2 separate regions of the Homo sapiens genome follow, and region 2 is linked to region 1. Evidence: chromatin loops called from intact Hi-C (ENCODE). Cell type or tissue: OCI-LY7. All regions are shown on one strand.

Region 1 (2,500 bases):
AATTCGAGCTGATTGGAACAAAGAAGATTCTGAATATGATCTTGGCTGCTTTACAAGACTTCAGAATTTTCCTCATCTGCAAGTGAAAATGAACCTCCTGCTTGCCCACTGAGGACAGGGAGAGAACAGGGTAGGATAACAGGCCTTTGAATGCTTCGTAGGTGGAGAAAGGAAGACAGGCCAGCCCCGTACACCCATCAGCACACCCACACCAGCTGTGCAGGTGACTCAGCTAACCCTGCGATGGCCAGGCATCTCAATGAGACAGCCGGGCCTGAGTGACCTGCCAAGAGACATGATGGCCAAGCCTGGATGGAATCCCTGGAGGGTAGTCAACCCAGGGCCTCTCAGGTTTTGTCCCAGCAGGTCTGTGCCCAGGAATCTGCATTTCCAAGTAGCCCAGGTGAGCTGCTGCCCAGAGGCCCTCACCAGTCATGGCTCACACAGGCAGTGGAACCCCCGCACACCACCTCCTTCTGCAACGCCTGGCGTGGATTTTCCTTAATTGCCGATGCTGCGCTCCTCTGTGCCTACACTCACCATCGGTCCCAAGTTTACTGAACTTAGAATGAGAGAAGGGAATTACAAAGGAAAGCGTCCACCTGAAACAGGACCGACCGGGGCTCACATCAGCAGACACAGCAAATGCAGCACACCTGTGCACGGCTCACCACTCACAAAGCCCACAGCCGCGTGGTTTCCACTCTGAACGTCCAAGTGGCTGTGGGCAGGGAGATGCTGCACAGCTGTTTCTATGCTAAATACTTGAAGGTGTGAATTTTATTACATAAAATTTAGAAAAATGTGTGTTTAGCATATAAATGTGTGCATTTATTTATGTTAAATACATGAAAACATGTAATCCAGGTGTTTAGGTTCATACCACTGTAGAGACTAATTTCTATTCATACAGCTGCACAGCTGGGGCCCAGAACCAACACCCACCAGCTGTGTCACCGTATCCGCTGTTTTTCTGTCACACACCAGCCCTACCCCACCAAAAAAAAAAAAAAAAATCCGTGGCATTTAATAAAAAATTCTTTTATGTTAGTTTTACATTACTAGAGACGACCTTGTGGTCCTCTTTGAAGAGATGGCAGCACGTGAAGGATCTCAAATACACATATGTTCTGGGTCTCCTGATCTAAGGACTCGTCCACACTGGTGGCTTTAACTGCGCCTATGTGGAAACTTCCGGAAGGCATTTGTGTCATGTCTAAGAGCAAACTGGCATTCATGCCTCAGCACTGTGTGCCTCTTCTTTCCTCCGTCCCGCCAGCACCATCTTCTCCCAGGGAACTGGTGCCGTGCTCTGAGGCTCTGTCCTGCCAGTCCCCGGCAGAGTCCCTGGTGCCATCATGGATAACCAGCCCTCCGCCTGTCCAGGTGCATCAGGCAGCAAGCAACTCATCCAAGTCTGTTTAGAAACCACACACTTGCGACACCTATAGGCCTCAGTAGGTGGAGGCGGACAGGGTAAGGGCAGCCGTCCTGGGGGACAGCTGTCTGCAGTGAGCCACCACACATTCAGTGAGGCTGTCTGGCTCCTCACCTCTACCCAGCCTCCACCCATCGCATCTGGCCTGGATTCTCCGACGCCTGCACAGCCTTCACCCGGTTCATAACTCAGCTCACAAAGGCCCCGTACCGTGCGAAGTGCGGCAGTGGGTGCATCTGCAGCTGTTTATCATCTCTGCATCTAGCTCCTCTCCCTCACAAAACAGCACCTCTGAAGTCATGGCCTGGCCTCCCGACCCTCCCCGCTTCTGGGCTTCTTGGCATGTTGTTCTGCTCCACACACCTCAGCAAATATTGCTGATTAGCTAAAATCACCCAGAAATGCCTTAACCTTGACTTCAGCCGCTGCTTTTGTAATTTTTAATATTTGTACTTATGGTGTGATTTGGGGAACAACAAATTTTAAAATTAGAGCAAAAAGATGTGGTGTTTATTCCCTCATTTCTACTTGCAACCTTGAAAATTCAAGTAGCAGCAAGAGTTTGTTGAAAGTAACTTCCACCAAATGGAACCGATTACAAATGTACTACAGAGTGTCAAATAACCAGAGATGTAAATACAGATGCAGACACAGATATAAAATCCAGTGGTTACACCAGATTGAGAAATGCTTGCCAGTTTGTAGGACTTCTAAAACTTGACATAAATGTTGGCTAAGGGATACAAGATGTTATGAGATGAGTGAGATGGTTGGCCTAGAACCACAGGCTCTCTCCTCTGTACAACAGAAAATCCATAAGAAAGTCAAATGTGAAAGAACCAGGTACCGCTGAATGGCATAATCAGCCATCCTTCCCGTCCCTGGGCCAGCTGCGGTGAGTGCAGCCAGTTGTTCACCAACATCCATCGTCCATCCTCCAGGCCACGGCTACACTTTACTCCCAGCTCCACGTAATTATGTAGATTAGGTAAATGATGGCCACTCTCACCCTAAGCCTCCCCCGCCAGCATGGCAATCACCCAGCCCCAACCACAGCAAGGA
Region 2 (2,500 bases), 160 kb before region 1:
GGACCACCTGCCACACCAGACATCAGCAACGTGGTGCAACTTGACCTCTGCAAATCAAGCCTCTAATGTCTTATGGAAATCTGAATCTTCGATTTCACACTCCGTGCAAGGTGAGCCCTTCCGAGAACACCACTGGAGCGCTTTGCACACGGTTCAATGCTGATAAGTTCTCACTGGTCTGTGCCACCAACACTTTCATGCTTTGCCCAACAACATCCTACATACCCCCCAACTGCAATCCACAAATCTGATTAGGGAGCCAAGAGCCTCAGGCTTCAGAAGGGTGGAGTGTGCATTAGTGACAGCTGAGCTGTTTAGAAAGAGCCTAAAACAGCCGGCACCCGCTGGGCTGGAGTACAGAACAGTGGAAACATAAGTTAAACTCACAGGAAGAAAGATTCACATTAAGGCCGGACGCGGTGGCTCACGCCTGTAATCCCAGTACTTTGGGAGGCCGAGGCGGGCGGATCACAAGGTCAGGAGATCGAGACCATCCTGGCTAACATGGTGAAACCCCGTCTCTACTAAAAATACAAAAAAGTAGCCGGGCGCAGTGGCGGGCGCCTGTAGTCCCAGCTCCTCGGGAGGCGGAGGCAGGAGAATGGCGTGAACCCGGGAGGCAGAGCCTGCGGTGAACCGAGATCGCGCCACTGCACTCCAGCCTGGGCGACAGCGAGACTCCGTCTCAGAAAAAAAAAAAAAAAAAGTTCACATTAAATTTACACTGAAAGATTCTTCACCCATCAGATTGGTAAAAACAAAAGTCAGGTAACACGGTGGGTAAGGAGTGGAGAAAGAAGTGCTGCTGCTTACCGCTCGGCAGGGTACAGCTTCACAACCTTCGAAAAGACAATCACAAAAATCACATCGGCAGTTCTCTTTGAAACACAACTCCCACTTCTAGAACTGTTTCCATTAGACACGAGGGGGTCACTCACTGCAGCAGCAAAAGAGGGAAATTCACCAAACGGGGGGGCTCAAATAAACTTAGTGCCCCCACAAGGTAGCACTGTGCTGCCTTGAGAACACCGCGGAGCTCGTTACGCGCTGACAAAGGACCCTCAGGATAAAACATGCGTATGTACGCAGTACTCCATCATGACGTGAGAAAACCCCGGAACCCAGGGCAGAGGACACACACGGGGTGGGGGTGCAGGCTTCTGTTCCACAGCCCCAGGTGCCTCCGACGGGGGCCCGGGAAGCCCGCGGTTGCTCTCACTGCCGCACAGCCCCAGGTGCCTCCGACGGGGGCCCGGGAAGCCCGCGGTTGCTCTCACTGCTGCACAGCCCCAGGTGCCTCCGACGGGGGCCCGGGAAGCCCGCGGTTGCTCTCACTGCTGCACAGCCCCAGGTGCCTCCGACGGGGGCCCGGGAAGCCCGCGGTTGCTCTCACTGCTGCACAGCCCCAGGTGCCTCCGACGGGGGCCCGGGAAGCCCGCGGTTGCTCTCACTGCTGCACAGCCCCAGGTGCCTCCGACGGGGGCCCGGGAAGCCCGCGGTTGCTCTCACTGCTGCACAGCCCCAGGTGCCTCTGACAGGGGCCTGGGAAGCCCGCGGTTGTTCTCACAGTCACAAAGGAGCATTTTCATTGTGTCCTTCAGAACCTTTTGAAGATTTCACCATGCAGTTCCATTTATTTGAAAATTAAATATTAAAGAAATGGAGCCAGGGGGGCCTGGCCACAGCTGGGAGGCAGGGAGTGGGCTGGACACAGGGGCTAGAGGGCTGCAGGCAGAGGCAGAGCTGCGGGGATGCTGGAGGGCGTCCGCAGGGAATCAGGGAGTAGTGAGGAGGAGGGAAGCCACGGGCTGCCTTCATTTCTTTTATGCCAAACAGGCCGAACAGAAAGGCGAGACAGCTTCTGGAGTGCCTGGCCCTAGCGCAGCTCACCATGAAGGGGCATGAGGGGTCTGCCTCTGTGAGACTCCATGGGGCGAGGGTCCCTGCTGAGGCCCACCTGACCTGGCGCCCTGCACCTGCTGCTGAAGGCGGCAGCACTGCTCGCACAGGCATGGCTACCCTGCTGGGCTTGAGCCCACACCCCATGCCTGGAGGGCTCAGCAGGAGACACAGGCTCCAGGATTCCCAGCTGAGAAAAGAGACGGGTTCCCTTTCTGGGGCCAAACAGCCAGGGGCTGATGCTGCCTGTGACCCCATGAGTTGAGCGCCAAGCGTGTGCACCCTAAGAATGGTAAAGCGGCTCCTGGGAGGTGCCTGGGCGCTCCTCGTGGGGCTGGTGGGGAGGCACGGCGGGCCCTGCAGCTGGGCGCTTCCTCATGCATCTGTGGAAAAGGCTTCTGAGACTTGGAAAAAGGTCTCTACTGCTGAAAACAGGTTTCATGGTCACACAAACTCACATTCCTTGATTTTCACATGTGTCTGCCTTGGCGGAAGCCGAGCTTGGCTGTTCCCACTCTGGCTAGTGCCTTAGGGTGACAGATGGGCACGTCCTCTGGGGGAGGGAAGGGAAGCTGCCCAGGCACCAGTGTGGACCCTGCAC

The links. Hi-C counts contacts between places; a loop is a spot of excess contacts. Peaks named below come from ENCODE experiments on the same cell type or tissue, not always from the same donor. Only the 100,000 strongest peaks of a DNase experiment are listed, where the experiment ranks them.
Region 2: a loop joins it to region 1, with 2.8 times the contacts of the local background. A loop is called at or near these places in 1 of 110 quality-filtered maps.

The regions. Positions count from the first base shown.
Region 1 is chr10:525,532-528,031 of GRCh38, forward strand. The region is part of intron 1 of DIP2C (disco interacting protein 2 homolog C); the gene reads right to left. Among named protein-coding and RNA genes, the nearest start is that of DIP2C-AS2, 100 kb to the right of the region's middle. In OCI-LY7, CTCF peaks have their summits at 1,438 and 1,638; DNase peaks (open chromatin) are centred at 701, 910 and 1,440; H3K4me3 peaks cover 1,130 bases; H3K27ac peaks cover 1,961 bases.
Region 2 is chr10:366,728-369,227 of GRCh38, forward strand. The region is part of intron 18 of DIP2C (disco interacting protein 2 homolog C); the gene reads right to left. Among named protein-coding and RNA genes, the nearest start is that of ZMYND11, 230 kb to the left of the region's middle. RefSeq lists an enhancer at 2,427-2,500. In OCI-LY7, no CTCF peak of the experiment used is centred here; DNase peaks (open chromatin) are centred at 1,134 and 1,556; H3K4me3 peaks cover 208 bases; H3K27ac peaks cover 1,934 bases.